5 separate regions of the Homo sapiens genome follow, and regions 2, 3, 4 and 5 are each linked to region 1. Evidence: chromatin loops called from intact Hi-C (ENCODE). Cell type or tissue: GM12878. All regions are shown on one strand. Links, peaks and the distances in the headings refer to the core of each region. The heading gives the core; the rest is flanking DNA. Region 1 has its middle 12 kb from the start of PRSS2. Region 2 has its middle 130 kb from the start of MIR11400. Region 3 has its middle 79 kb from the start of PRSS1. Region 4 has its middle 120 kb from the start of PRSS1. Region 5 has its middle 60 kb from the start of PRSS1.

Evidence for each region. A loop is a pair of places that touch in the nucleus more often than their neighbours do. Peaks named below come from ENCODE experiments on the same cell type or tissue, not always from the same donor. Only the 100,000 strongest peaks of a DNase experiment are listed, where the experiment ranks them.
Region 2: a loop joins it to region 1, with 6 times the contacts of the local background. A loop is called at or near these places in 36 of 110 quality-filtered maps.
Region 3: a loop joins it to region 1, with 10 times the contacts of the local background. A loop is called at or near these places in 40 of 110 quality-filtered maps.
Region 4: a loop joins it to region 1, with 9 times the contacts of the local background. A loop is called at or near these places in 87 of 110 quality-filtered maps.
Region 5: a loop joins it to region 1, with 7 times the contacts of the local background. A loop is called at or near these places in 17 of 110 quality-filtered maps.

Annotation. Positions count from the first base shown.
Region 1 is chr7:142,780,295-142,786,120 of GRCh38, reverse strand. It overlaps TRB. Among named protein-coding and RNA genes, the nearest start is that of PRSS2, 12 kb to the right of the region's middle. In GM12878, for the core only: CTCF peaks have their summits at 1,771 and 2,641 (motif pointing right); a DNase peak (open chromatin) is centred at 2,750; H3K4me3 peaks cover 424 bases; H3K27ac peaks cover 308 bases.
Region 2 is chr7:142,600,944-142,607,565 of GRCh38, reverse strand. It overlaps TRB and TRBV17. Among named protein-coding and RNA genes, the nearest start is that of MIR11400, 130 kb to the right of the region's middle. In GM12878, for the core only: a CTCF peak has its summit at 3,524; no DNase peak of the experiment used is centred there.
Region 3 is chr7:142,666,726-142,673,347 of GRCh38, reverse strand. It overlaps TRB, the pseudogene MTRNR2L6 and TRBV25-1. Among named protein-coding and RNA genes, the nearest start is that of PRSS1, 79 kb to the left of the region's middle. RefSeq lists silencers at 1,564-1,764, 5,937-6,231. In GM12878, for the core only: a CTCF peak has its summit at 3,846 (motif pointing left); no DNase peak of the experiment used is centred there.
Region 4 is chr7:142,629,339-142,635,960 of GRCh38, reverse strand. It overlaps TRB. Among named protein-coding and RNA genes, the nearest start is that of PRSS1, 120 kb to the left of the region's middle. RefSeq lists an enhancer at 3,114-3,408. In GM12878, for the core only: a CTCF peak has its summit at 3,257 (motif pointing left); a DNase peak (open chromatin) is centred at 3,260; H3K27me3 peaks cover 153 bases.
Region 5 is chr7:142,686,228-142,692,849 of GRCh38, reverse strand. It overlaps TRB. Among named protein-coding and RNA genes, the nearest start is that of PRSS1, 60 kb to the left of the region's middle. In GM12878, for the core only: a CTCF peak has its summit at 3,213 (motif pointing left); no DNase peak of the experiment used is centred there.

The DNA of each region.
Region 1 (5,826 bases), core at 1-5,000:
GGAGTGGAGGGTGGGTGACATCACCCCCCATTATGCAAGTTGGTGGTGGGGTATGGACCAGGCCGGGGGCTTCCTTCTCACCTCCAGGCACTGTCCTCAGGATGTTTTGAGCTCCTTAGAGCTGGATGTCTTTGTAAGGCTGTTTGGCGAAGGGGCTGGTCTTCTCCAGTACCCACCCCTCTCCAAGCTGTTGTCACGTTGGGGCATGTCCTTATAGAGAAGCCACAGCCCCCATCACTACCCTGGCCCTGCCCCGAGGCTGTGCGTCACTCGGAGGGTTTTAAGCTATGACTTAAAATCCAGAAAAAAAAAAAAAAAAGACAAACAACGACATAATGATGACACACTCGCATGGTAAAATATAAACAGAATCAAAATATACATAACAATCTGGGAAAAATATTCCTAGTTCTCACCATCAGGGCTAATCTCCTCAACATGTGGTGAACTCCTAAAAATCAATAGGAAAATAATCCAGCAGCCCAATAAAAATAGGTGAAGAGTAAATTGTTCAGAGAAAAATAAATCCAAATGGTACCTAACTATAAGGGAAAAAAAATCACAATAAGAAAAATAAAATTAAAAAAACTTCATCAAAATACACTTTTCACTAATTTGACTGACAAAATTGAATTATATGCCCATCAGTAAGGGACTGGATAAACTGTGATATGTTCACACAATGGAGTAATATTCAATGCTAAAAAAAGAATCAAAATATTTTATATTGCTATGGAAAATTCTCTAAGATACATTATTAACCCAGAAAAGAGAAAGTCTCAGAATAGCATAACTAGATGCCACCTTTGTCTAACAGAGGGGGGAAAAGAAGAATTATACTTTTGTATTTACTTGATTTTGTATACATTTTGTATACAGAAACACTGTAAAGATACAACAGAAACTGACAAGAGTGATGACCTATTAAGAATGAGTGGAGTAGGCCACGTGCGGTGGCTCACCCCTGTAATCTCAGCACTTTGGAAGGCCAAGGCAGGCAGATCACCTGAGGCCAGGAGTTCGAGACCAGCCTGACCAACACAGCAAAACCCCATCTTCACTGAAAGTACAAAAAAAAAAAAAAAAAAAAATTAGCTGGGCGTGGTGGCAGGTGACTATAATCCCAGCTACTTGAGAGGCTGCTGAGGTAGAAGAATCACTTGAACCCAGGAGGCGGAGGTTCCAGTGAGCCAAGATCACGCCACTGTACTCCAGCCTGGGCGACACGGTGAGACTCTATCAAAACAAAAAAAAAAAAAAAAAAAAAAAAAAAGAAAAGAAAGAATGGGTGGAGTAGACAGAAACAGAGCGGAAGTAAAAGTTACATTTCCCAGTGTCAACGTTACTGGGTTGTTTCCATTTTAGAGTCATATAGCTCTATTGTCTATTGAAAGTCAAACTTAAGTTAATTTTAAAAATCAAGAAAATTTGGCTTTAAATAAAATATGCTACTTTAAAAACCTACTTGTTTAATTTACAAAGTCATTTTTTTTGCCAAAGAAGTTTATGTGTGAAGTTATGTATGAAGTTATGTAGAATTTATGTAAGAAGTTGTTTCCTTGTCCTGAATTTGCTCAGTGAGGACTTAATCACTTGGACAACTGTGAAAAATGTAGATTTCTGAGTAGTCTTCATGACCTATTGAGTTAAAATCTCCAAGACTGAGTTTACTTATTTATTTATTTAAATAAACAAACAGAAAATTACCCTGGGCGTTTCTGTTACAATGCCAGGCTTGGGACCCACAGCTTGTCCCCAACTAGAACAGGGCAGAGGTAAGCCATGGTGAACATCAGAGGGTAGTCTAGGACTGCCATAAGTTTGGTGCCAGGGCATGGCCCTTAGAACTTAGGGAAGAAAGAAAAAGAGGATTTGGTATATTCACGGCATTAATAGTGATGGACCTCGCAACATGCTACCAAATGCCTGCATAAAAAGTTGATTGCAGCCAGGTGCAGTGGCTCACGCCTGTAATCTCAGCACTTTGGGAGGCCGAGGAGGGCGAATCATGAGGTCAGGAGTTCGAGACCATCCTGGCTAACACGGTGAAACCCTGTCTCTACTAAAAATACAAAAAAATTAGCCGGGCATGGTGGTGTGCGCCTGTAGTCCCAGCTACTCGGGAGGCTGAGGGAGGAGAATCGCTTGAACCCATGAGGTGGAGGTTGCAGTGAGCCGAGATTGAGTCACTGCACTCCAGCCTGGGCGACAGAGTGAGACTCTGTCAAAAAAAAAAAAAAAAAAAAGTTGATTGCTTTCATCCATTGGATTGTGTCAAAGCCTCTTGCCAGTACCTTTCCTAATTGAAATATTCAGTTTATTTTGATCTATTTCTGCATGTTTTCCTGCCTTACTCACCTCGTTTACTTATCAATAATTCATCCTCTAAGTTAGTGTCTTTTAATCACCTAGTGGGGGCCCTCATCCCTACTGGCCTTATAAATAATAATGCCACTCTGTCTTGGCATCATGGTTTTTTAGAATTCCGATGGAGTTTGTCCCAGTTTTGCCTCTCTGGACGGTATGCCCAAGCTCATATGCAGCGTTTTTTCCATAAAAGCTAGGAAGACCAGTTAGGCAGGTATCAGGTTGGGGTCATGCATCCATGTGGGCAGCAGGGGGCAGCCTTTCCTTATTTTTTTAGACCTAAGTAACTGCAATCTGAGCTCGGCCACTTGAGGGGGCGAGAAGAATGCGCAGCTCGTGGTGGGGCGAGGACGCGGAAGGGAGCAGGGTTACTCCTGCGCCTCTGTGTCGGGGGCGGGTGGGAGACCGGGAGACACGCAAAGAGCATTTCACGTGTGCAATTCTTGAAAGCTTTCCAGCATGTTCATTTCAACCTAAATTCCTTGTTCTCAGTTGAGGAACTGAAACCCCAAGAGGCTAAAATGAGTTGCCCAATGACAGAGAAGCACCGCGCCCCCAAGACTCCTTAAATTCAGGAGATGCCGCCACATCCTGCCCTTCCGTGAAACCGACCTCCTGTGGCCAGACTGCCGGGCTCCCAGCAGCCCCGTAGCGTGGCTAAACCTCTTAAACTCTGTCTCTTTATCTGTAAGCTAGGAGCAATAATAATACCTACCTCATGGGGTTGTGAGAATTGCATGCGATAGTGCGTGTCGGGGTTAATCATGGTGCCAGAAGAGTCAGTAAAAATGTTAGTGACTGAAGCCGGGCGCGGTGGCTCACGTCTGTAATCCCAGCACTTTGGGAGGCGGACGCGGGTGGATCACCTGAGGTCAGGAGTTCGAGACCAGCCTGGCTAACATGGTGAAACCCTGTCTCTACTAAAAATACAAAAAATTAGCCGGGCGTGGTGGCGCTTGCCTGTAATCCCAGCTACTTGGGAGGCTGAGGCAGGAGAATAGCTTGAACCCGGGAGGCGGAGGTTGCAGTGAGCCGAGATCGCACCATTGCACTCCAGCCTGGCGACAGAGAGAGACTCTGTCTCAAAAACAAAACAAAAACAAAAACAAACAAAAAATAGTGACTTGTTTTCAGAGAGATATCGTAACTGCCCAATAGGTTCACCTTGCCTGCTGTATAGACAGAACCGATTTATCAAGACAGGGGAATTGACATAGAGAAAGAGTAATTCACCCAGAGCAGACTGTGTGGGAGACTGGAGTTTTACTATTACTCAAATCAAATCTTGCCGTCTCCCCGGGAATTCGAGGATCCGAGTTTTAGAGGATAATTTGGTGGGCGGAGGGGAAAGCAGTGAGTCGGGAGTGCTGATCCGTTGGGTTGGAGATGAAACCCCAGCTGCTTTCTTGTGCTGAGTCGGTTCCTGAGTGGGGGCCACAAGATCAGATGAACTAGTTTATCGATCTGCGTTGTGCCAGCTGATGCATCAAGTGCAGGGTCTTTAAAATATCTCAAGCACTGATCTTAGGTTTTACAATAGTGACGTTATCCCCAGGAGCAATTTGGGGAGGTTTGGAATCTTGCAGACTCCAGCTACGTGACTCCTAAACCATAATTTCTAATCTTTTGGCAAATTTGTTAGTCCTATAAGACAGTCTAGTCTCCAGGCAAAAAGGAGGTTTGTTTTGGGCAAGGACTGTTACCGTCTTTGTTTCAAACTAGAAACTAAGTTCTTCCCAAAGTTAGTTCAGCCTATGCTGGGGAAGGAATAAGGACAGCTTGGAGGTTAAAAGCAAGATGGAGGCCAGGCGCGGTTGTTCACGCCCATAATCCCAGTACTTTGGTAGGCAGAGGCAGGTGGATCATGAGGTCAGGAGTTTGAGACCAGCCCGGCCAACATGGTGAAACCCCGCCTCTACTAAAATACAAAAAATTAGCCAGGCATGGTGGTGTGCACCTGTAGTTCCAGCTACTGGGGAGGCTGAGGCAGGGGAATCACTTGAACCTGGGAGGTGGAGGTAGCAGTGAGCCAAGATCGAGCCACTGCACTCCAGCCTGGCAACAGATTGAGACTCCGGCTCCAAAAAAAAAAAAAAAAAACAAAACCAAAAACAAAAAAAACCGCAAGATAGAGTTGGTTGGGTCAGATCTGTTTCACTGTCTCAGTTACAATTTTGCAATGGCGGTTTCAATACTGGCCTAAGGATGTCATTACCGTATCCAATCTCAAGTTTTCAGCGGGCATCAGAAGACCTGGAAGATATGTTAAAATGCAGGTTGCTGTCTGGGTGTGGTGGCTCACGCCTGTAATCCCAGCACCTTGGGAGGCAAAGGGGCAGGCGATCACTTTAGCCTAGGAGTTTGAGACCAGCCTGAGCGACATATGAGGTTGCCATCTCTACAAATAATAATAATATTAGCTGGGTTTGTGGTGTGCGCCTGTGGTCCTAGCTACTTGGGAGGCTGAGGTGGGAGGATCACTTGAGCTTGGGAGGTCAAGGCTGCAGTGAGCAGTGATCATGCCATTGCACTTCAGCCTGGGCAACAGAGCAAGACCCTATCTCAAATAAAAAAATATGCTGTTTGTTGGGCCCTGTCCCAGGAGATCTGACTCGGTGGGTGTGGGGTAGGGCCTAGCTTTTGTGTTTCTCCTAAATTCCCAGGAGATTTTGGTGTTGCTGGCTTAGGGACCACTCTTTGAGAATCATTCTTCTGGAAGGGTCTTTCTTTTCTCAGCACATTTCCCTCCACTCCATGTTTATTCCTCCACTCACTGGGTGCTTATTACATCCCAGGCTTTGCTTAATCACTGGAGATATCAGGATATGTAAGACAAGATGTACCCGCTTGAGGAGCACACAGTTGATTGCCAGGATGGACGCATCTATTGCACCTGAGCACCTGAGCAGGACTAGGACAGAGGCAAGCGGAGACAGGAGGAGGATGGCTGCCTCAGACCCGAGGGAGGGCCAGCAGAGCCAGACCCAAGGGAGGTGGGGACAAGGAAGAATCAGGAAGACTTTTCTGAAAAGGGTGAAGGGGAGGTTAGGAACGGCTTCCAGTCTGAGAGTGCCATAGTGTCCAGAGACAGAGGCAGGAGGCGCATGGCTTGTTGGATGGGCCACCAGGGCTTCTGAGCAGGGGAGGGGACAGGGGAGGAGAGCAGTGAAGAGGCATGAGACTGGGAGTGGGGGCAAGGGTGGTGCCAGGAGAACCCTACATTTCCCCAGGGAGCTTGAATTCTAGTTTGATCACTGTGGGAGGGTAGGGAGCAATGCCATAACCAGGAGCTCTCTGAGAGCAGTCGTCTTGCCGCATGGAATGGGACAATTGGGAGGTGCCCCTCAGGAGATGCAGGGAGGAAGGGAATGGGTGATAGTGACAGGGGGCTGGAGAAACATCAGAGGTCAGCGCTGACGGACTTGTCATCACCTCAGACCACAGTCATAGCGGGATGTG
Region 2 (6,622 bases), core at 850-5,849, 180 kb after region 1:
TTCAACTTCCATTAGTCATCCTTTAGCTGTCGTGCCCCTGGGCTTTTTCTCTCTGCTTGTTCTAGTTCCTTTCTCATTCTTTAAAAAAAAAAAAAAAAGTATATATATGTATACACACACACACACACACACATTTTTTTAAATTTTTGTTGTTGTTGTTGTTGTTGTTGTTTTTGAGAGGGAGTCTCACTCTGTCGCCCAGGCTGGAGTGCAGTAGCATGATCCTCAGCTCACTGCAAGCTCCGCCTCCTGGGTTAATGCCATTCTCCTGCCTCAGCCTCCCGAGTAGCTGGGACTACCGGCGCCCGCCGCTACGCCCGACTAATTTTTTGTATTTTTCAGTAGAGATGGGGTTTCACCATGTTAGCCAGGATGGTCTTGATTTCCCGCCTCGTGATCCGCCCGCCTCAGCCTCCCAAAGTGCTGGGATTACAGGCGTGAGCCACCGCACCCAGCCTTAAAATATATATATATTTTAATTTTTATTCTTTTTTGAAAATTTCTTATTTTTTTTTTAAATTTTTAGAGACAGGGTCTCATTCTGTTACCCAGGCTGGAGTTCGGTGGCATGACCATATCTCACTGCAGCCTCGAACTCCTGGGATCAAGCAACCCTCCTGCCTCAGTTTCCCGAGTAGCTAGAACTATAGGTGTCAGCCAGTGCACCCAGCCCTTTGCCATTCTTAATTCAACATGATGATAGTAGAGCAAATCGAATTAAATAAAATCCCTGATTACAAAAGCCAGCTCTACAATTGGCTTAGTGTTCATCCTGCACTTACCCTCCTTAAACTTCAATTTCTTTGTTAGTAAAACAGGGATAAATAACATAATTTTGGGTTGCTGGTATGGATGAAATGAAATACCATATGTGAAATATCTAGCATGGTACTTCACGTATAGCAATATCCTGCCTAGTTTTTTCTCCCTCTTAAAGCCCATACCACCTCTAATGAATATTATAATATGTTCTTCTAGGAGATTATTGAGCTGATTTAACATAACTGTTGTGATGATACACTACGTTTGCTTAGAAAGAAATTAAGGTCATTCTTGTAATTTTACTAGAAAAAAGTTATTGCTTCATTTCCAATCTTTGCCATGAAACATACAGTTGTGAGACATTGGACCAATTATTACTCTTTCTGAGCCTATAAAATTGGGGATAATAACACCTACACGAATAGTTCTCTTATTCACAATTAAGGGAACAAGTCCCATGTAGCATATGGTCACAGTATCAGCATATGTTGACCACATATGGTAATTTTGACATTTATGCTGATATTGTCTGGCACGGCTGGGTTGACTGAAGCAGAATGACATCTCTGGACAGATCTCTTTCCTCTTGGATGGAACAAGCAAGAGAAATGCACACTCGTTGTTTGTAGTAGATTTGGAAGGTATCGCACAGTATCTGGGGGTAATGACAGAATAACCAGTCATGGAGTTGCTTCTGTCAGTGGTCCAGTAAGAGCCAAACCGTGAAACTCAACAAAAAGCTGAAGCACAGCAATCCTAAATAATAACACCTCATAATATTAGGCCAAACCTATGTATATTAGCGTTTGAGTTTTAGGCACCACACTAGGGATTTTCATGAATTATCTTATTTAACCCAATACTATCAGGTAGGTATTATTATTATTATTATTATTATTATTATTATTGAGACAGAGTTTCACTCTTGTCATCCAGGATGGAGTGTAATGGTGCAATCTTGGCTCACCACAACCTCCGCTTCCCGAGTTCAAGAGATTCTCCTGTCTTAGCCTCCTGAGTAGCTGGGATTACAGGTATGTGCCACCACGCCCAGCTAATTTTGTATTTTTAGTCGAGACAGGGTTTCTCCATGTTGGTCAGGCTGGTCTCGAACTCCCAACCTGGGATGATCCACCCACCTCGGCCTCCCAAAATGCTGGGATTTACAGGCATGAGCCACTGTGCTCAGCCTCAGGTAGGTACTATTATCTTCATTTTAGAGGTGAGGAAGTGAGGCATAGAGAGGTTCACAGTCTTGCTCACGTTCACATAGCATTTGAGCAGAGGAGCCAGAATTGTGGTCTGCATTGTTTGATTCCAGAGCCTACACTTTTAACTATCACCTTCTAGTGACCCATGGCAGGCAGCATCACATACCTGGGTGGGCAGTGGACATTTGAACGTCTTCTTGCGGCATCCAGGATGAGACTTAACGCTGTGAACACAGATAGTTCCTTTGAGAGAAAGGTATTTCTTTAATCATGAGTAAGTAGGGGTCAAAGACTATACCTATCAGACAGAAGTCACATTGTCCAAGACATTAGGTGGAAGATCACTAATCTTGTTATATATTACGCATGTTGAAGGGACATTTTTATTACGTATGGAAAATATATAACTTTTTTATTATTTATGAAAATATATGTGAAACATATAAAACATGCCAAGGTGGACATGAAAGATGTTTCTATAATTCTGAGGATTTCCAAGGCAGTCAATAAAGATGCCTTCATTAAGGGAGTTATCACTGAATAGGGAAATATTTTAAGAGACCAAACAGAAGGCACAGGTTGGGAAAGAATCAAGTAAGAGAGACAGGAAGAAAATTTGGTTCAAATGATGGGCACTGGCGGAAGGGGAGAGAGAAAGGGGCTGGCCTTGTTATGAAAGCCCATCTGGGAAGAGCAGGAGCTCAAAAGCTCAGAGAACCTGGAAACATATAATTAAAGCATGAAAATAAAACAACAAATTACTCAGTAAACTGTAGAGTGTTAAATGAACATGAGGTATTTTTACAGCCAATGACATTGTTGGCAGGGTGCGCAGGAGACTAGAGAGAAGAGGGTGGATTTCTCCGGAAGGCCAATAAATGTATAACAATTCTTTTATCCTATTTCACTTTTATTACTTATTTTACCCCGTTGTCACTGGCATGTGGTGACATTTATGTATTAGTAGATGAATGAGGGAAAGTCAATGTCGCTTGGTTTTCTTCACAGAGAAAATAGGTCTGGAAATATCCTGGTAGGTTTATTAGCAGGTAGGAATTGGGAAACGTTGGAACACATTGAGAGGCAGTGGGTGCTGGGCAGACAGTGACAGAAGCACTACGAAGACCAAGCTGAGTTTTTAAGTTGAGGCTTCATACACCATATATCGCTAATACAAACTGTAAGTAGGGCTGAGATATATTTAAATAGTAAAATGACAAAAAGCAGACCAATGCTATAGCTTCGTGTTTATTTATTCTATAATTTAAAAAATCTATTTCATTAAACCGAAACAAAGAAATGAAGGTACTGCAACATTAATAAACAATTTACTTTCAACAGAGATGCTATCATTTGTGTCATTATCTACAATGACCGTATAGTTTAATGTTCAAATTGAGACACTTTTGTATGTGAAAGAGGATACTATTAATTATGACAGGACAACAAGACTAAACCGTGATTGCGTGGTAAATCATGACTGCGCGGTAAATAAATCATGAGGTCCCCTCCCCAGACTTTCTAACACGTTCCTTTACTGCCATCTAGCAGCAGTGGAGGGGATTGCAGGAAATGTATAATACTTTCACAAACCACATTTCAAATTAGCTTCAAAGTTATGGTATATAGGGGTGATCTATAATGTTCCTTGCAATCAGATAGTCTCTGGATCTGTGTTATCTGCATATGTAATTATGTTCATATTTTCCAGCTTGTAGTGATGTCTTCCATCGCAACCCTGATTGTCACATGTGTAAAATAGCTGTAGATAGATAAATAGATAAATATTATAAATACATATATTTATATATTATTTATATATAATAATATATAAACACATATATTTATATATTATTTATATATAATAATATATAAACACATATATTTATATATTATTTATATATAATAATATATAAACACATATATTTATATATTAATACTTATATATAAATATATATAAGTATTTGTATTTATATATAAATATATATTTATATATATATTTATATATAAATATATATTTATATATATATTTATATATAAATATATATTTATATATATATTTATATATAAATGTATAAAATACATTTATATATAAGTATTTATATATACTTATATAGAAAATGTATTTTTTATATTTGTATTAAAATTTACATAAAATATATTTGCATATATTTATATATCTCTTATGTGATATAAGTATATCAATAAATATATATTATTGATATAAATTTATATAAAATGTTATAAATTTTATGTTTTTATTAAATATAAATATATTTATGTTAAATGTATACATAAATATTCTAATATTTGTATAAATAAATAAATAGCAAGTCAAATAATCATATTTGTATCAGATCTTAGAGACTAAGTGGAGCAAGTCTCTAATTTTGAAGAGGAGGACACTGAGTCCCAGAGAAGTAAGAGCATTTGCCAAGATTTCACAGCTGAAGGGGAGTAAACAAAACCAGTTTTGGGATTAGAAAGCAATTTTTCTGACTCTAATTCCAGTGTCTGTGAGTCTAGGGCCTGCAAGAGAGAGAGAGGAACAGATGAGTGTTTGAAGTAACAGAATAAAACGTCGCGCTCCCCTGGGCAGCTGTGTGAGGAACTGAATGTGCTAGGACAGTCCCCGAGTGGGGATTTTAGTCAGTGTTTCTCTGGCATCCATCCCCTAAGAGGGTCGTGTTGCCGTCTGCCTTGCGGTTTGGTTTAGTCACTGACCTCCAGGGAAAGTTGGTCTTATTGAAGAGATGGATCTGCAGTAGTCAACAGGCTGTTCCATAAATGTACATGTCATTGCCTCTGCTGGGGTACGTTGGTGGGGGAAGAGTTTGCAGGAGAACTGTGTTTGAGATAAAATCAGTAGGAATGTTTTTGTGTTTTGGTAAGTAATATCAACCTCAGATAGCTGGTCTCTGAACTTGGAAATTGGTCTGGGGCCCTTCCTTCTAAACATGTGGATTCCTCCTGATCCACAGAATGTCTCATTTTGTATTTGGGTAGTTTCAGGAGCCCATTGTCCAGTGTGCCCATCATGACCATTTAAGACCTTAATTCATGGTCTTGTACTCTCCCGGTAGCAGCTGCAGCCACAACAATCAACTCGCTTCTTTCTTCTGGGGTAGGAAGATAAGGAAGAGGCTTTTTCAAATGTTTTCTTGGAGTTCAACTGGGAGAAGAGCAGCCAGAGGGTTTGCACCCTGGAGGGAACTGACTCAGCCATGCAGTGCCACCGCTACTGTAGAGATACACGGCTGAGTCCCTCGGCTCTGCGGGATGGATCTTCAGTGTGGAAGACGTTCCGTTAGGTCTTTCAGCTGTGAATCGTTCCTTGGGCATCCCTGAATCAACTGCAATGTTTTGGTACTGGAAGGAAATCAGCAACTTCATTTCTTGCCTCAGATTCTGTCGGTACCAGTGAACAAACATGTGACCAGAAGATGGATCGCACCTCAGAATCACCTCCTGTCCCATGTTGGTGACCTTGTGTCTGGGGGTCTGGCTGACTCCAGGCTCCGAGTGTCCTGTGGAAGAAGACGGAAGCCATAGAAGGTGAAGGGAAGCCCAAAGAAAACATCTTTTTTTTTTGAGATAGGGTCTCTCTGTGTTGCCCAGGCTGGAGTGAAATGTCGTGATCTCTGCTCACTGCAGCCTCTACCTCCCAGATTCAAGTGATCCTCCCACCTCAGCCTCCCAAGTAGCTGGGACTACAGGAGCACACTACCACGCCTGGCTAATTTTTGTATTTTTTGGTAGAGAAGGTGTTTCACCACGTTGACCAGGCTGGTCTCGAACTCTTGACCTCTGGTGATCTACTCACCTCAACCTCCCAAAAAGGTGGGATTACGGCTGTGAGCCACCACGCCCAGCCAAAAACATCTTTATGCAAATGTTTAAGTATACCTGGACCCACCTGCCGCCAAGAGACACAGGGTCACCCAGCAGAGGAGCCAGATATCCATGGTGAGGTCAGGCAGTGCAAGACACTCCCAGCGATGGGTTCTGATGTGCAGTAGCAAAGAGCAGTGAAAGTTCTGGGTTCCCTTGGCCGCATGATGTAGGATCTGGCCATGACATCATGTCCCCAGCAACACCCACAACCTCAGGGCACCTTCCATAGGAGATGGGGATCCTTGGTTCAAATATTTGGCCTCATCCTTATTTTGCTACATGGACGATGTTAAACAAGGCTCCAATCCCACTTGCAGGTGCTTAGGAAAGTTGAAGATTAAGGAAAACATAAGAGGAAGTGGAAAAGGAAAGAGAAGAAAGTGAGAATAAAAAAATGAAGAACAAAATTTTAAAGCACTACAGAAGATTTGCGATGTTATTAATCTTACGAAGTCCTTGGGGCAGAACTTCAGCACTAACAGAAATACTCAGGAGCAATGATACGTATTCCTAAAGTCCACCAACAAGAAATTTCGACTCTGAAATTCTGAACCTGTCCTAGAATATACCTGTTTAACCCATGCCTCAGGTGACACTGAGAAAAGTTGTCTCAGACCACATTTCACAATTTTTTCTTTTCTTTTCTTTTTTTTTTTTTTTTGAGATGGAGTCTCTCTCCATTGCCCAGGCTGGAGCACAGTGGTGCAGTCTCAGCTCACTGCAACCTCCGCCTCCAAGTTTCAAGCGATTCTCCT
Region 3 (6,622 bases), core at 978-5,977, 110 kb after region 1:
TGAGATGCTGGAGTAGGAGTCAGCCCTGTAGACAAGAAGTGCAGACTTCAGAGATAGAGGGACAGTGGGTACAGGGTCTCAGATGGGTAAGAGAACATGGACTATAGAAAATGGTCAGAAGTTCAGGATTGCCAGGATGAAAAATAGCTAGGATAAGGTGTTCAAGATAAGCTAATTTCTGGAGTCCAGATCACAAAATACCATTAAGCCAGGTGAAGAAATTTAAATTTTATCTTGAATATGAGGGAGAAGCATGGAGAAATGGTGAAGGGATCCAGTAGCATGATCATATTTGTCTACAGTTATCCCTCAGTGTCTTGGTGAATTGGTTCCAAGACCTCCCAAGGATAACAAAATCTACAAATGCCCAAGTCCCTGATAAAAAATGGTTTAGTATTTACATATAATCTATGCATATACTCCCATATACTTTAAGTCATCTGTAAATAATTCATAGTACCAAATACAATGCAATGTTATGTAAATAGTTGTTATACTGTATTGTTTAGAATAGTGACAACGAAAAAAGTCTGTATGTGTTCAGTATAGACACGATTTTTGAAAAAAATATTTTTGATCTGTGGTTGGTTGAATCCAGGGATGTGGAACTCATGAATACAGAGGGCCAACTCTCTGATGCATATCACTTTTGCAAGAAGGCCAGAAGGGTAAGGCACGAGGCTAAGAGTTCAGTAAGGAGGGTTGTTAATCTTCTAGGTGTTTGCTAAGGACACCTGACCATTGGAGATGAGCCTCCCAAGATGATGGTGTCTCCAAAAGAGGATATGCTATTGGGAGGATGATGAACTCTGTTGGGGACAAGCTGAGTTGAGGAGCCTATGAAATATAGAGGTGGAAATATCTAGTAGGCAGCTAGAGAATAAGTTTGAAACTAATGAGACATATGCTTCAAGAAATAGATTGGATGATATTGTCTAAGATGTATGTATAGGTTAAGAGGAAAAGAACAAAAAGTCCAGAAATAAGGTCAAAATAAGGAAAATGAGAATAGAAAGAGCCTACAAAGAAGAGTGAGGAATGGCTAGTATCGTAGAAAACAAACAGAAAAGAAGAATGAACAAGAAATGACTTTTATAATAAAATATGTATGATGTTTTCTAGATTCTTTTCTAACATATTAAAGCTACTTTTTAAGGAGGCAAAACCAGGACAGAGACTCTGTGACTTTACTTTTTGGTAACCTCAAAACAGAGATTTCACATCTGAGCTCAGCACCCAGGGCCCCACAGCAGTCTATACTTCTGTGAAAAATAAATCTATTCAGGGTCCCAGGTCTGATCTCATGTGGATAGAGAACACTTCCCTGAGATTCAGCATATCCAAGACAGAAGAATCACCTAGCCGTGGGATAGTCTTCCAATGCTAAGGGTAGTCTCCAAAGAGATTTAGGGCTGAATCCAGGGACATTGTTAAAGACTATTCTTTGCCAAAGTTGGAGCCTTTTCTTTTCCTTAGGCCTCATGCAGATATAGCTAAAATTACATTTATTTAGAGGGATATTAGTGAAAATAATCATTAATCACTTATTTCAAGTGAAAATAAAATTTTATTCTAAGTTCAAAGTCATAGATTGAGGAACTGAAGCCGTCAGGTGCAGGACTGGGGTCAGGAAAGGGCAGGGACTTTGTGTGGCTGTGTATGAAGGAACAAGTTTAACATGAGGAAGAAACCATGAACCAGAGATAAAGACAGCCTGTGTAGAAAGTCAAAGGATCCTTTTCCTGTTTCTTAGCTGACAAAGACTTTCTTCAGCTAGCCATAAGGTAACTGTCAAATATTATCGCATTTATCTTGAAGGATAAAATTTGTGCAAGCTCAATTGAACAACAACAACTAGATGCAAGGAAAAAGTCAGCTAGGATGACTGTGGGGCTGGGTCATTTCTCAGCTTGTTAGAGACTGAGCCAGAGATAGTCTTTAGTCCAGACTGTTACTTAAAGCACACTGGTCCCTCAAGGCTGAGGAGTCTGGGAAGATTTGTAGGGGTTTCTGTAGTTTAAGATGAGGTTTCTGGAGGCAAGATGTCCTCACATTAGAGGCGACCCTTTCTGTGCGGAGTGTCGGTATCCATGTAGCACTGTGTATTCACTGCTGGCACAGAGGTACTGAGAGGTATGTGAGGGCCTGGCAGACTCCAGGGTCAGGGGAAAATGCTCCGTCCTTATTCTGGAGACTGTTGACTCAGAGGAAAGATCTCCCTTCTCTGTGGAATTAACTCCATAGGAATAGTGGATGAGGTGTAGTTCCATTCCTGGATCTTGTTGATACCAGTACATTTTGTCATGGCCCATGGTTTGAGAACATTCCAGAGTGATCTTCTTTCCTGTCCCTATAACAAGGTATCTTGGGGTCTGGTAGATGTCAGCTTCCATGAGGCCTATGGGAAGAGACAAAAATTGGTAACAGAGTTCACGATGGACTTTGATGCTGAGCCAGGCACAAACCCAACACAGAGGAATTATTCCTTCTAGATTTTGGAATGAACTGTGTCTATGACTTACCTGCCCCCAGAAAATAAAAGCCCACGTAGCAGAGGAGCCTGATAGTCATGGCACAGTTGGGGCTAGAGAGGATGTCTCCCAGTAGTGGGGAAGCAGGATGGGCTCTTGATAATGTCATTGTGTGTGTGTGATGACACAGCCCCTGCAAACTTCCTGGGTCCCACAGCCATCCTGTTGAAACAGTTTCATCTATATCCTTTTAACCCATCAAATGAGTAATATTTTTGTTGACTTCCCTCATCCAAAGTAGGCTTGATGCTTTGCTTATCTTAACTCAAGTCTTTAATATTCTTACAAAACATTCCATTGCAACTGTTTTGTAAGCTATGAACATAAAAACTACATAGCTTTGAGTGCCTGTAATAGCAAGATTTTACCTAATTAAAAAGGTTGGGAAAGGAAGTGGCATTTGAGTTGGGTTCTGAAGGATGAACAGGAATGAACTCTGCAAACCCAAGAGAGAAGAACATGCAGAAGAGGGAACCAGTGAACAGCGTGGCTTGATCAGACAAGGAGCAGGAGAACTTGTGAGCATTAAACGGGGCAATCTATTTATATAGACACATGTAAAGAGCTTGGAGCAGTAACTGGAATTCACTGAGTCCTCAGAATGGTGTTATTATTGTGTGATAATAACTTTCTCAGTCTCATTTTTCACTGACTTGGTGTTCAGGCTTTATCAGCTTTATCAACTTAGCCTTTGCCTAGGATGATTTTAGTCCATCTGCCTTTAATTGCACTATCAATCATGACAGAACAGAAAATATAATCCAATACATGCTTTGGTAATACTGCTACAAATGGTTTGGGTGCTGCTGCAGTAAACAATGTCTAAACCAAGTGCCATTCTCCCTCCGCCCTTTCCCCCATTTCTTCTTAACAGAAAAGTCTTTGGTTTTGATTGTGAGATACAAAGATTAATCCCAGAATTTCTCCCAGTGTTGTCCACTTCCTTTGCCCTAGTTCACTAAGATCTACAGTTGGTATTTACTAAAATTTTTGTTCACATGATGCTGACATAGGCTTTGGGTTTTTACTATTATATCTCTACTATTTGAACACCATGTCTTCAAGTCTGTATGTATTTACATGTAACACATGTGGGCCCCTGCTTACTCTTCCTCTGTCATGTGTCACGAAGGAATATAACAGTTTTGATTTACCAAACCCTGAAATACTCTTGTCCTATCAGGGGCTCCTTTAAGACAAAAGTAACCATTAAAATCATTAATGAGATTTGGCCTTAGACTTTACTATGAAATCTGGTCTTAATAGTAAGTGCTGAGAACAGAAAAAATAAATTGAATTTTACTGCCCCCTGCTGAAAAAAAGGTGTTAGAGGTTTGGGGAGATTCTGACAAATGTTAAAGAAACAGGAAAACGGGAGGCTCCCAGTTGTTCTCAGTGTGAGATGACTGAAGGATGAGTGATGAGTTGATGAAAGTCTTCAGCAGTGACTGGATGTAAAATCTATACCTCACAGTAGAAGCAACTAAAGAAAGGAAAGAAAAGAAGTGCTCAACCTGGGCTTGGAAGTAGATATGAGAGAGTCTCAGGTCCTAGTCAAATGAAGGGGTACTCGAAGGCAGAGGTAACTACCCACTCCTTGCTGCCCAGTGCAGGAATAACTCACACATAGCTTGTCTTTTATTGATGAAAACACTTTCCCCAAAGACTACCTTTCTTGTTTAGTTAGGGAAGTCCTCTGGAGAAGGTGCTGGGAATTGCTAAGTGTGAATAATTACAGAGACAGACATTATTATATATAATTTTTGTATATATCTCTACACATTTTTGTTCTAGTAAAACCCCCTTTCTCAATGGAGGTTTCTTGATTTTCAGGATTTTGTAGTCCTTCCAGTGTCCATGAAGTTTGCATAGGGAAGAGATACCAAGAAAGACAAGAGACAAAATGCAATCTTAATATTCAGCCAGGAGGGAAAGATCTGGAACCAGAATGTGGCAATGCTAAATTAAGACTTCATATTATGGCAAAGGACTCACCTGTCTTCAGGCGAGGCAGAAGGGAGAAAGGCTGAGGGTTCTGGTTTCCCAAACAGTGATAAACATCTCCTAGCTCAGGGCTCTGCACCACATGGAAGTAGGATTACCTCTGAGGTTTCATTTCCCATTGCCAAGAATAGCCTGTACCATCACGGTTCCTGTTTTCACAGAATAGAGTTTGATTCCAGAGAATCACGGACACTGACTATAGGGCATGTGTGTTGAGCTTTTATGCAGTGTCTTATGTCAGAATCCCACAGCAAGGGCTTTTTATGAGCTTCAGCACCATGTTCTCAACCCAGTGGTCCCTCGGTATTCATGGGGGATTAGTTTAAATCCACTGATGCTTAAATCTCTTATATAAAATGGCACAGTATTTGCATATAACCTAGGCACATCCTCCTGTATACTTTAAATCAACTCTAGATTACTTATAATAGCTAATACAATGTAAATGCCATGCAAATAGTTGGTATACCTCAGTGTTTTAGATTTTGTATTTTTTTTGTTGTGTTGTTATTTTGTAATTTTTAAAATATATTTTTCATCTGAGGTTGACTAAATCTGCAAATGAGGACCCCATTGATACAGAGTGCCAACTGTGTACTCTACCAGCATTCGGAAGTTCCAAAGGCCCTCAAATACAGCATGCATAATTCATTCCCCTCCTTCCTTCTAACTCTGCTTCTTTGCCTGTAATACTAAAACTAGGACTCCAGGCATAAACTTAACTTATTAAATATTCTAATTAGACTCAAATATATGAGTATATAAATTTGTGTTAACAATTAAAACAACAAATATTTCATATATTTTCATATATTTGCATCCTCCTTTGCATGTCTTCTTTCTCAGAACTCAGATTCCATTAAGAAAAACAGCTTTGATTTCCCCGAACGTTCTCCCATGTATGTTTGGGATTATGTCACTTCACCCTAGTTCTCAATCAATTATGTATTACCATCAGATATTAATATCAGATAATAATTGTTACATAAGTCTCTATACATTTTTTGTCCAGTAAAACTCCCTCTCTCATTTCCAGCCTTCTCTTAACCAAACATATTTTCTTTGTTTTAAAAAGACTTATAGATGGGAGGTGTGGAGGACTTAAATACACATGTACCAGACCTGGCTTGCTCCGGTCTGAACTCAGACCACGTAGGACTTTAATCATTGAACAAATGAACCCTTGATAGCAGCTACACCATTAGGATGTCCTGATCCAACATCGAGGTCGTAAACCCTATTGTCAATATGGACTCTAGAATAGGATTGCGCTGTTATCCCTAGGGTAACTTGTTCCGTTGATCAAATTATTGGGTCAATATATGTATAGTAATTCGCTTAAACTTGTTTAGTCTTAGCATAGGTTGCTCGGAGGTTAAATTATGCTCCGAGGTCACCCCAACCAAAATATTTAATGCAGGGACAGTAGTTTAAGGCCTGTGGGCTTATCTGAGCTTTGTTTGCATTAATAAATTAAAGCTCCATAGGATCTTCTCATCTTATTTATTCATGTTCGCCTCTTCACAGGCAGGTCAGTTTCACTGGTTGGAAGTAAGAGACAGCTGAACCCTCGTGGGGTCATTCATACAAGTCCCTATTTAAGGAACAAGTGATTATGCTACCTTTGCATGGTCAGGGTACTGTGGCCGTTGAACATATGTCACTGGCAGGTGGTGCCTCTAATACTAATAATGCTAGAGGTGATGTTTTTGGTAAACAGGCAGGGTAAAATTTGCCGAGTTCCTTTTAATTTTTTTTAACCTTTCCTTAGAGCATGCCTGTGTTGGATTAACAGTATCGGTAATAATAAATTTGTTGAGTTGTTTATTAATATTAGGCTGTTAATTTGTCAGTGGGTTATTCTGGTCTGATGTAGGCTTAAGCAGTGGAGAATATTTCATGTTACTTATATTAATATTATTGCATCTATAAAGTAATAGATTAGTCCAATGTGGTGTTAGGAGTTCAGTGGTGTGATTAGAATTTAGAGTGGTTGGATGTTGAGCTTGAACGCTTTCTTAATTGATGGCTGCTTTCGGGCCAACTATGGGGATAATGTTTTTTACTCTCTACATGAAGGTTGTTTC
Region 4 (6,622 bases), core at 666-5,665, 150 kb after region 1:
CGGTCTTTACAAATAGTAGCTTTTGACACACTTATAAAATCACATAGCAGCTGCTTTACATTAAGTAAGTATTTATTTATTTATTTATTTATTTATTTATTTATTTATTTATTTATTTTTGAGACGGATCTTGCTCTGTCTCCCAGGCTGGAGTGCAGTGGCATGATCTCAGCCCACTGCAGCCTTTGTCTCCCGGGTTCAAGCAGTCTCCTGCCTCAGCCTCCTGAGTAGCTGGGATTACAGGCCCCCACCACCGCACCTGGCTAATTTTTGTATTTTTAGTAGAGACAGGCTTTCACCATGTCACTGGCTGGTCTTTAATTCCTGACCTCAAGTGATCTGCCCACCTCAGCCTCCCAAACTGTTGGGATTACAGGCATGAGCCACTGTGCCCGGCTACATTAAATAATGAAATGTTGAACTATACAGAACAATATTTATGACAAATATGCAATGCATATATAGAAGCAATAAAATGAATACCTTTGCCTGAACCAATCAGCTTAAGAGTTAGATTATTGCTGAAAATTTCTCAGTCCATGTTACTCTTTTAGATTTCCTCATTGTTTCTCCGTCATGCCCAGGTAGGTGTAATCTGAAGTTTAAATTTGTCATTCACTAGCTTGGCATTATAGTCTTTAGCATTTACACAAGAATCTGTAAATTATGTAGTATTTAATTTTGTGTGTCTTTGAAATGTATCTAAGAGGAATCAGCTAGTTTATATATTTTCTACAATGTTATTTTTTCATTCAACATTAGGTCTGTGATAATACGTTGACACACAATCTAGACAATTTACTTTCGCTGCCATCTAGTATTACATTATATTCATTGGCTAGAATTTATTCATTCTTGAATTAATGCACACTAATTTTTCCCTGGGTGTTTGTGCTGCTACAAACAGTATTGTATTCTCGAACATGTCTCTGCTTTTCTAGGTGCAAGATTGTTGCCATACCTGGCAATGTAAAGACTGAGTTTTCAAGTCAACATGTCAACTTTACATAACATAACAAAATGCTTTCCAAAGTGATTAAGCCAAATAAGTGATCCCACCAACAGCTCATGAGTGTGTTCAGATGTTCCACATCTAGGACTACACTTGCTATTTAATATACCTTTAATTTTGCCAGTCTAGTATGTTAATATTATCTCATGGTGCAATATAGTTTTTGTTTGCTTCTTTCTGGTTGCTAAGGAGGTTGAATATATTTGATATATTATAGGCCACCAGTGTTGCCTGTAAACTGCCCTTTGTCCATATTTCTTTTTGGTTGATTAGCTATTATTTATTTGTAACAGTTTTTTCTAGACTCTGGATACCCAACCTTTGTCAGCTATGTGTGTTGCTAATATCTTTCCAATTTGTGGTGTATGTCTTTATTCTGTTTGTGCTACTTTTTGTTGGGTTTCTTTAGTAGAATGCATTATTCTTTTATTTGGGGTAAACATGTTTTTTAATTCTTTGTTAAAAAAAATCTTCCATAGCCCAAGTTCATGAAGATATAATCCTTATTATTTACCAAAACTCCTAACATTTTGAATTTTGCATTTAAGCATTTAATTCACTTGTGATTTATTTTGACATATATTGTGAAGTAAGGTTTAAATTCATCTTTCCTTGTATGGATAACCACCTGTTCCAGAATAACTTGTATATTACATCATTCCTCCGTATATCTTCAATAACACCTCTATTATATATGAAATTCCTGTATATTCATGGGCCTATTTTTCATTTTCTGTTTTCCATTTGCCTATTTAATCACGCTTCTTTCATTATCCTAAATGATAACATAATTTGATAATTGGTAGAGCAATTCACATCACTTTTTGTACTTCTTAAATATTGCTTATTTTTGTTCTTTTTCACTTAGTTGTAGATTATTTGACAAATTTCATAAAGTAAATCTTTTGTAGTTTGATTACTGTGGTATTGAATATATAGATAATACTGCAGAAATTGAAACAACCTTACTATTGGATTCACTTTTTCATGATCATGTTGTATATCTTTACTTATTTCAAACTTTTTTTTTTTGAGACGGAGTTTCTTTCTGTCGCCCAGCCGCCTGGAGTGCAATGGTGCAATCTCAGCTCACTGCAACCTCCGCCTCCCGGGTTCCAGCAATTCTCCTGCCTTAGGCTTCTGAGTAGCTGGGATTACAGGCACCCACCACCATGTCCAGCTAATTTTTTGTGTTTTTAGCAGAGACAGGGTTTCACCATGTTGGCCAGGCTGGTCTTGAACTCCTGACCTCAGGTGATCCAGCCACCTCGGCCTCCCAAAGTGCTGGGATTACAGGTGTGAGCCACCGCGCCCGGCTTATTTCAAACTTTTAAAATAATTCCCTTAAATGTATTTATTTAGAGACAGAGGCTAGCTCTGTCGCCCAGGCTGGAGTGCAGTGGCATGATCTCGGTTCACTGCAAGCTCCGCCTTCTGGGTTCAAGCCATTCTCCTGCCTCAGCTTCCGGACTAGCTGGGACTACAGGCGTGCACCACCATGCCTGGCTAATTTTTTTGTACGTTTAGTAGAGATGGGTTTCACCCTATTGGCCAGGCTGGTCTTGAACTCCTGACCTCATGATCTGCCCGCCTCGGCCTCCCAAAGTGCTGAGATTACAAGCGTGAGCCACTGAGCGCGGCCCTGATTCCCCTAAAATTTTAATAGTTTTCTGCATGATAGTCTTGCTAATCTAATAGATTTGTTCTTAGGTGTTTATTTTCTATTTTATATCATTATTTGTAAATTGTCTCTCGTTAAAAAACATAACTGCTTGTAGTATGTGAAAATAAAATAATGTTTTATATTTATGTTAAATTCAGTAAACTTACTACATTTTGTTATTGATAATGCATTGCTTCTTTAGACCCTTTTGAATCTCTATAAATAAACTTGTCGTGCGCCAATACTTATTTTTCTTTCCTTTCTCATTTTCAACTTTTTCCCCTTGTTTCACTGGTTGCAAATTCAGCACAATGTTGAATAGAAATCACGGTATTATTCATTTATATATTTATCAACTGTGTAGAAATCACACAACTACAGGTGCCAGATATGGGTAAACGCTAAGGGTTATTACAAAATGTTAAGATTAGATCCTGCCATTTTAAAGACCAATTGGCCTCCCAGGATATCTGCAATTTTTTTGGTCAGTCAGTACCTAAACATCTCATCTGAAATATCCGGTGAAGCTGTGAGTCCCCACTTGATGAGCGGCAGATATTTTATAGAAAGATCCACATCACCCTCTAGTGGTCAAAGGAGCGAATTCATCCAATGCCCGCGGAGCTCTGCCTCGGCCTGCCTGAGTCGGGAGTGGCCCGCCCGGCAGCGAGGCAGCAAAAAGGCATTCCAGGTATCAGAGCGAAATTAAGAAAAAAGCAGCACTTGATGTGCTACCTGCCACATACTCCACAGCATTGTTACTAGCAATTACTTACACAATTATTCAGCCATTAGTCTAATGCCGATGGTGGTTTATCAGTGCATTTTGCCTCCCTCAACCTTTTATAGTCCCCCAAGGCAGGTGTGCTCCCTAAACCGCTATCCTATGCTCTCTGATCTTTTCATTGTAAACTGTATATCAAGGGATTGGAGGCACTTTCATTCTTCCAGTGATGCTAAATGTCCCAAAGGTGTGCTTCTTATCCAGATCCATTTTCTGAGTCCATGACTTGTACATCCAACTGCTCTCTGCATATTCCTGGTTAGATTACTGTCCCTAAGGCACTCCCAATCTCAAAGTAAATCTTGATCTTCTTCCCACTTGGTCCTTCTTATTTGTCTGTGTGTAGCAGTCTCTCTTAATCACCACCCACCACCCCCTGCATATTGCTGCTCATGTCTAATCAATTGCCAAGTCCTTTGATTTACTTCCTTTTAAATGTCTCATTTTCCCCATATTTCTAACACCATCATCATTATCTGAGCTAAACTACTGCTTGCCTGAGCTAAGTTTTTCCTCCGCATCAACTCTGTTCACACTGCTGGAGGGTGGCAGCATAAGCCTCCCAACCCTCTGCCCAAAATATGCCACTTTGGCATAAGGAATATTTTGAGCTAGAGGCATTAAAGACAATAGCAAGTATAAGAGGAGTACTCTGACCCTTCCCCTTTTCTTCTTGAAAAATGGAATAAGCTTCCCATATAAAAGATGTCTTATCTATACCAGGAAAAAAGAATATTCTTAACATCCAAGATAGAATGGGATGATGTTGAGGCCAAGGAATCTGTAACAAAAAAAGCTTGTTAAACTAATCCTCACCTTCCTAGTCACTTTGCCATTCAACCAGCAACCCTAGCCTAAGCCCCTTTACTTTTTCACCTTTCCACAATGTATGACCCTTTGCCCAATTCAATATATGAATGTTCAACTCTAACTGCACATTCAGTTCTTCCTTTAATTATGGGGGCTTTCATGTGATGTAAAACTTGTATTAAATACATGTGTATGCTTTCCTTCCTGTTAATCTTCCATTCTCAGGACCAGCCGAAAAACTGCAAGAGGGTAGAGGTAACATTTTGCCTTCCCTGCATGGTCCATTATTTCTTCACTTTGTGACCAGGGTGATTAAATACACAGATACACACACAGCCACGAATCTGATTACTAAAGAAGTCAAATGTTGAAAACCTCAGTGTCTCCTATTAAGCTTTATGTTGGATTCTGTATCATTTACCTTGACCAGTAAGGTTCTGAGTGGTCTGGTGCCTTCCTGCCTTCTTCAATTTTGCCCTGTACTCAACCACCTCCTCCCCCTGCTCCTGTCACTCTGCTGACTTCTTTCCTGTCATTAAACACACTAATTTCTTTCCTGATTAAAACATTTTGCACTGGTTCTTTAATCTTTCTTAAATGCCCTTGAATTCATTATCCCTCGTCCCACTTAATTAACTCTAGCTCATCTTGATGTAAGGTATTTAGGAATAATATTTAAAATTTCTTCCTATACCTTTTATTAAAAGGAGGATAACAATTAAATATGCAATATCAGGGGCTTCAGACTCTCCAGGGAGTATTTCATCAATAATTACTTTCAAGAAATTAGACATAGTTCATTTTTTAGGATAAAAGAGTCTTAACTGGTTTTCAAAAATGGCACCAGATAGGAGATTACAGATAAAAGACACTCACATATTTATGGGTAGTTAAAATTGACTACTGGTCAGTTAATAGGAGTCACACTGCTTTCCACATTCCAGAATGGAAAAACAGCAGCAGAGGTATGAAGTTGAGAAGTAGCTTATCAAATATTCATCTTTGGACACCTGAGATGGTGCATGTACTATAGCAAATGGGTTGAGACTCTGGGAAACCAGTTCGAGAGATTATTTTTGACATTAAGAATGGGGATATCCAAGGATATAGAGGAATTAGACGACCCTAGCTCCCTTGAAACCTCTGAAATTCTTCCCATGGCTTCTCCATTACTGGGAAAAACAGTGCCTCCGTGTGTGTGTGTGTGTGTGTGTGTATGTGTGTGTGTGTGTGTGTGTTGGGGAGGAGGATGTAAGAGTCTGTCTCTTACCTCACCCATCACTGCCTCTGAAAGGTGAACTTGATTTTAAATACAACAAAGCACAGAGAGTAGAATATAAAATCAGAACAAAAAGTTCAACACTTCAAAAAGAATTGCTAATCAAAAATTTATGTCATTCAAAATTTACAGGAAATGTGATAGGATTTTATTTTGTTGGTACTTGTCCAAGGAAGACAGAACACAAATATGGACTGAATGCTGTTCAATGCTGTTGTCTCGTTTCCTAAGGTAATATAGGTAGGCAGTAGGCTGTGTCCTTGACAGTCAGCTGGTTTGGGAATGTCAGGTCTGAACCCAGCAGCGTTCCATGCTAAATGTCACCGAAACACTACACTCCTCAGCTTAACGTAGACGGAAATAGTGACTGCGTGAAATAGGAATGTAACCACTGTCTCCCTGTTTCATGCCAGAGCCTTAAAAGCTCTTGTCTTTTCCATGCCGTTAGTGAAGCAGTGGAATATTTTATAAGTATTTTACTAGCTCTGTTCTCCAGGCTGAAAACGCTAACAGAGTAAAAGGCTACAACTAAAGTGGGTCCTGAGATCAGTGGCAATGGCACAGTCTGAGGTGACTGAACCCAGGTGGGGTATTTAACCACCAGCAACACACGGTCATAGCGGAGACGAAAAGCAGCAGCGTGTTCACTGCAGAATTGGCTCCCATCTTGTTCCAGTCAGTTCCACCTTGGTCAGGGGCCAGGTGTCATCTCCACGCTTTCACGTTCACCCTTATTGTCTAAACCCCTGTTCTGTGTTGCAAAGGGTTGACAAGGGTCCAGGTCTGTTGGGTGGTAGGTTGTCCGCTGTGATTAATTCAGCAGCCGATATCTATATGAGGATGGTAGCAGTTAAGCCACTGCTATTTCACTCCTGGTTTTGACTATAAAATGCCCTTGATCCTTTTCTTGTAAGAACTCTAATCTATTCATTTATTTGTTTTCTCTTCTTTTTGATGCTATATGCATTCAATTTTATTTATCTTAACCTGTGGTTCATAACACACAGGCATTGCTTGTCAATGAATATTTTTAAAAAACATAATAGGAACTTGTAAAACTTCTCCTCCTCAACA
Region 5 (6,622 bases), core at 871-5,870, 94 kb after region 1:
TTGTCTTATTTGTGCTACAGAGAATCCAAAGACAGAACCACCTCCAGCAGGCAAAGGGGTCTAAACCTGAGGAACAGAAACAAGACAAGATTGTCAAATAGACTTTGTAGTTATGCCAGGAGCTGGAGGAAACTATAAATACCTGTCGGTACTTATAGACACCTTCACTAGATGGGTCAAGGTCTTTCCATGTCAAACAAAAAATGCATCTGAGGTAACTCAAGCTTTATTAAAAGACATAATTCCTTTGGATTGTCATTTTCAATTCAAAGTGACAACAGAGATATCAGACTTACCTAAGACATTTATGGAGCTCTTAGGATACAGGGGAAATTAAGCACCTCTTAGAGGCTCCAGTCTATTAGAAAGACTGAAAAGATAAACAATATCTTAAAAAAAGTACTTGCCAAAATGTGTCAAAAACCCAATTTAACATAGGATAAGATCTTGCCACTTGCCCTGCTTAGAGTAAGAATGACCCCTAAAAGTAAGCACCAGTTTAGCCCCTACAAAATTCTATGTGGGACAACCCTTCTTAAGACTAAATACTGTTTTAATATTGAAAATGATCATGATGGGTAAATGCATTAGATGCTATAAAATGTGTACAGTCTCTGGGTATAACTTTTTCTGCTATACATAATTACGCTTCTAGCTGTTTTAATGTTTCCTATAGATGTTCCTTTACATTGTCTAAGTCTAGGAAACTAAGTACAACTTAAGACCTAGAAAAACCGCTACCCTGAAGACCAACTACAGTTCAAACAGATTAGGTCCTTATGAAGTTCCTTTAGTGATCCATTCAGCAATAAAGTTAAAAGTGTTGAGGCCCTAAATTCATCATTCATGGGTAAAAGTTATTCCCATTTTCAGAAGATTCCTCTTGGCCCCTGTAAAATTCCCAAACAGGTCATGCCCTTCACAGATAAGAAAAGCCAAAGGACCAGACTGACCGTCTACCAGATGGCTGTGGAGGCCCACAACCAGCTTTTCCACCCAGGAACTCACTTGGAAACCCCTAACCTTTTTTTAAGTTACTTTTTAAAAAACCCAATAAGGCCAAAAGGGCTCCTAACTCTCCAGATAAGTGGAAATCCATTTCTGTCTCTAAAACCAGCCTCCATCTGATGGAACTGTGAGGGCAGAAACAGGAGACAATTAAAGGAGACAGCTTGCCCAAGATATTGGGCGAGGCCTGTATTAATGCAACTTAATTTTTGCCTTGTTGTCATATATACTATTCTATGCTATTGAATTAATCATCTCTACCTCCTTGATTTAACCTCAAAAATATTATTTGGGACCTTATAGCCCTTCCTTGGGTAGAGTTTATTTTTTTCTGATGCTTTTTTTTCTATCAGCCAAATATCTCCTCTCAGGGAAACAAAATGATTTCCTCTGTTAAAAATGCCCACAATTTTCCTCTATTACATCCTTTTGCTTGCCTTACCTCAACATAAAAGGATAATTTCTTTCCTTCTTTTTTTTTTTTCTTTTTCAGACAGAGTCTCACTCTGTCGTGCATGCTGCAATGCAGTGGCATGATCTCGCTCACTGCAACCTCTGCCTCCTGAGTTCAAGTGAATACATCTGGCTAAATTTTGTATTTTTAGTAGAGACAGGGTTTTACCATGTTGGCCAGGCTGGTCTCAAACTCCTGACCTCAAGTGATCCACCCACCTCAGCCTCCCAAAGTGCTGGGATTACAGGAATGAGCCACCATGACTGGCCAAAAAGATAATTTCTTGATAAAAATGTCCCAATCCCTACCTACCTCACAAAATCTATCTAAATGTTAGAGATGTCATCAAAAACCCTCCTCTGCACTTGATCACACTGATCTGCTGCTTATCTCTGTGACCAACTTCTCTAAAGTGCCTAATATTCTGGTGACCTATGATAAAAAACCCACAGGTATAACCTGTAGGGTCAGATTTGCTGGGGGAGGATCATTAGTTCCCTGTTTTCCATTAACATCCCCTGCAAAGACACTTATGTTAACAGCTTTAAAACTGAGGATAAAGGGGCCCATGCCCACAGAAGCCAGACACTGGCTAACGCAGAAACGAAAATCATCTCTTTACTTAACACACCTATTTTCCACTTCCTGTTTTCTATCCTCTGGTCCAGGAGATATACACTGATGTGTCCTCAAACTGTAGATCTACATGATTACATCAAGAGTTAAATAAAAAGAACCTAGTATGCCTTCAAGGACTGCCCTCTTCCCTACCAATTTGTAAGTTAGATAACTCCTTCTAGACTCCTCTATACTCTGACTCCTACTTTGACCAAGTCCTAAGTAAAATTCCTGAAACTGAGAACTTAGATGTTAACATATCTGGTATTTTTTTTTTTTTTTTTTTGAGATGGAGTCTTGCTCTGTCATCCAGGCTGGAGTGCAGTGGCGCGATCTCAGCTTACTGCAAGCTCCACCTCCCGGGTTCACGCCATTCTCCTGCCTCAGCCTCCCGAGTGGCTAGGACTACAGGTGTCCGCCACCATGCCTGGCTAATTCTTTGTATTTTTAGTGGAGATGGGGTTTCACCGTGTTGGCCAGGATGGTCCCAATCCCCTGACCTCATAATCTGCCCGCCTCGGCCTCCCAAAATGCTGGGATTACAGGCATGAGCCACCGCGCCCGGCAACATATCTGGTATTCTATGCGCCTCCTCAGGATATGTCTTTGTCTATGAAACAAACGACCAGCCCTCGGACTATGAATGCCTTGACAGCTGATGCCCCAAAGACATCTGTTTACTAGGGTACTTAGTCACTCCTTTCTCTGTCTGTGGCATTAGTGATGCTGGGCATTAGACTAACACCATAAAACTGTTCACCTTGGCCAAAAGATCTATGCTAAACCTCCTCCCAGTTAAATATTTACCAGGTGGCCCACCAGATGGTGTAGGATATTTCTTTAGACAAACTCTGTTGCCATGGTGGGGAGTTGCTTCTTATAAACATATGATTAAAAACCTTTCCATTGCCCTGAAAAAGCTTGCCAAGGAGACCACAATGGCCATGGTGGCTCAATAGAGAGAGCCAGGTGCTTTGGCTAAAGTAATAATAGATAATAAAATTACTCTAGATTATATACTGGCTAAACAAAGAGGTGTTTATGCTTTAATATGTCATGCTGTGTTTACATTAATACTTCTAAAAAAGTTGAGACCCACCCAAATAATAGACCAAAAGCCACTCGACGCCATCTAGTGTTCTCTAAAAAACCTGGATATAATATGTAAACAGCGTGTTTTCATTAGGAATAAGATCTATTTTTTGAGGGTCTACTTAAACTCAAAATTATATTTCTGTATGTGTTAAGATTTCTCTTCCTTCTCTCAAGGTCTCTACCTGCTGTCTATTTTTTAAATTGATTGTTAAATCAATTCCCCCTGCTCATGAAATAGTTATTAAATATCGAATTCCCTGACCCACCTGTTTGACCTCAACTCAGGACCTATGAATATTTGCAATTATTTATGAAACAATTTCATTCCTCAAACCCAGACCTATGTCCCTTGTCAACAAAAAGTAGCTAGAGTGGTAGACACTCTATTTTTTCAAGATTGAGAACTAAAGTAAACAAAAAGGGAGGGATTTGTAACTGCAGGATCAGCCCAAACTGGGTCTGTTATGTGGATAACAAAATATGAGTTAGCTTGTAGGTACGACAGAGCCAAAAGCTTTGACCTCAAATAACACCTGGAACGAACGATTCCTCCCTTCGGAACCAAGAAGACAGGAAGATGCTTGGAATCTGGAGGCTGAAACTCTTTCAGAAGCAAGGGGTTCATTGGCTGGAAAGATCTGGGCTCAAATCTGCCTCAACCTACTTTACCATAAATGGTTAAATCTGAAACCCTCCAATCAGACCCTATCAACCCAGTATCACTAAATCCTTGCTCTCAGTCCCTTAAAACTTGTCCAAGACCCCGAATCAGGAAGACAGATTTGAGCCGGCTTATTTCTCCTTGCTGACCAGTTTTGCAGTAAAACCTTTTCTTTTCTCAAAAGCTGGTGCCATGCTTATTGGCTTCTGAGCATATCAGACAACAAACCCATTTACTTGATTGCACTACCACAAGGTTAGTGGCTAACAAAGAAAGCTCTGGAGAGAGAGTGCCTAAGTTTAAATATGGGTTCTGCTACTTAAGCTCATTTTACGCAAGTAAGTTAACTGTGAATGCTTCAGTTTTACTCTCTGTAAGTTGTACTAATAAAAGTATGAACCTTGTGGATTTGCTGTGAAGATTACATGAATTAATGTGTTAAGAAGTTACAACTGCACAGTGTATAGTTATCACTCACTCAGGCTCAACTTTCAGAATGGTCAGCTAGTAGTAGCACTCTTACTGCTACCGCCATTAGTTATTATTGAGTCTTATTCTTGGCTAGGGATTGTGTCAGGCAATTTACATACATTTTCTCAACTAAATAAAACCTCTCAGAGCCAGGTATGACTATTTCCATTTTATAGGCTAGGAAACTACCTTTAGAGAGGTTAAGTAACATGGCAAAACTAGACGGTGACCAGATCAGTCCAGTTCTAAAATATGTACTTTCAACTATTAATAATAAATTTTTCAAATATTCTATACCTTGCATTTTTTTCTTTTTAAAGTTTGGCTGGAGACTTCTTCAGAAATTATTTTCATTTTACTCTAATTCCCAAAACTAAAACCACACTTAGCATGCTACCCTCAATGGCCTGAAATTCAAAATATCTTTTATTACCAGGTATCATTGACTAGCTCTGTTTATTTTTTTCTGAAAACCTTGAGCATGCTTATAACAAGTGGCTTACTCAAACCCAGTTCTTTTATCTCAGAATTGGTGGATCTCTTTTCATGAGCAGCTTCTGTAAAATCCTTTCTTTGTCTTCTTCTAGGTTCTATCCTTTGGTTGTCCTACTTCTTATTTCTAACTGACTTCCTTCAGCATTTAGTATATCTTGAATGATTACAAACAGTTCATTATCATGCTGAATCATCCTTGAAACTTCATTGGTATCTTCTTAGAAGAATGATGATATAATCAATGTGCAAAAATCACAAGCATTCTTATACACCAATAATGGACAGAGAGCCAAATCATGAGTGAACTCCCATTCACAATTGCTTCAAAGAGAATAAAATACCTAGGAATCCAACTTACAAGGGACGTTGAAGGACCTCTTCAAGGAGAACTACCAAACACTGCTCAATGAAATAAAGGAGGACACAAACAAATGGAAGAACATTCCATGCTCATGGATAGGAAGAATCAATATCGTGAAAATGGCCATACTGCCCAAGGTAATTTATAGATTCAATGCCATCCCTATCAAGCTACCAATGACTTTCTTCACAGAATTTGAAAAAACTACTTTAAGGTTCATATGGAACCAAAAAAGAGCCCGCATTGCCAAGTTAATCCTAAGCCAAAAGAACAAAGCTGGAGGCATCACACTACCTGACTTCAAACTATACCACAAGGCTACAGTAACCAAAACAGCATGGTACTGGTACCAAAACAGAGATATAGACCAATGGAACAGAACAGAGCCCTCAGAAATAATACCACACATCTACAACTATCTGATCTTTGATACTGTCAATGGAAGAATGAGGAGGTTCAAATTTGGAAGGGAGAGCTTTATTTCTCATAAAGGGTTGCAGCCTGCAGTGTGGCCATTCTGACAGGCTGGGAAGCACAGCCTCTGGCCAGAAGCCAGAAACACACATCTAGGGAGAGGCAAAGGGAAAAGAAATACATGCTGAGTGGAATGGCCAAATACAGATATTCAATAAGCTATAGGAGGAGTCATGAATATTAATAAAGGGAAAAACATATACATCCACAATTGAGTTTCCTGCCCCTTCATGGGATTCCTGTAAAAAAAAACTGGCCATGTTAGCATGATCTGGGGGTGGAGTTTTCAGCTCTCTGACATCAAAAGGTGAAGCAAAGGACACCAAAAGCCTCACTACACGTCCTCCATAGACTGGCCAGAAACACTGTTTGGTTGGTGGCCTTTTACCAGGCAAAAAGGAGGGACAGCATCAGACTTTCTGTTGCTTTTAGTGCTAGAGTCTTTTCAAAGGGCTGGTTTGTGTTTAGCCTTTAGGGAAGCAAACCTCATCATGGCTCTAAGGGAGAGGTATAATAAGGTGTGTCTGATCCCTCCATCCTGTCCTGGCCAAGAACTCAACATTCAAGGTTACTCTGGGGTGCCCTTGTCCCAGAGATGGTCCTTTCAGTCAGTTGGTGGGTATAGGATTTTATTTTTAGCTTATAATATAATTCTGAAGAATTATGTCTTCATAAATACATTTCTGTTTTGAATAAATACTTCATCCAACTGAACACATTTTTGTTTTAGCAATTTCTCTTCCTATTGGCTACTAGTCTGCTTCCAATGGAGGGAATAATTTTAGGGGATGTAATTCTTGGAGTGATCCTGTAGTTAAATATGTAATATAATACTCTCCCACCTGCTTCTTTTTGTTGCAGCTGCCTCCTTGCTGGGATGGTGCTGGTGCATATATTTATGTGTGTGAGTCTGGGAGTAAGTTCACTTGAGGTTAGGGTCTGAGGTGGGGAAAATATATATGCTACTCAAGAAACAGAATAAATT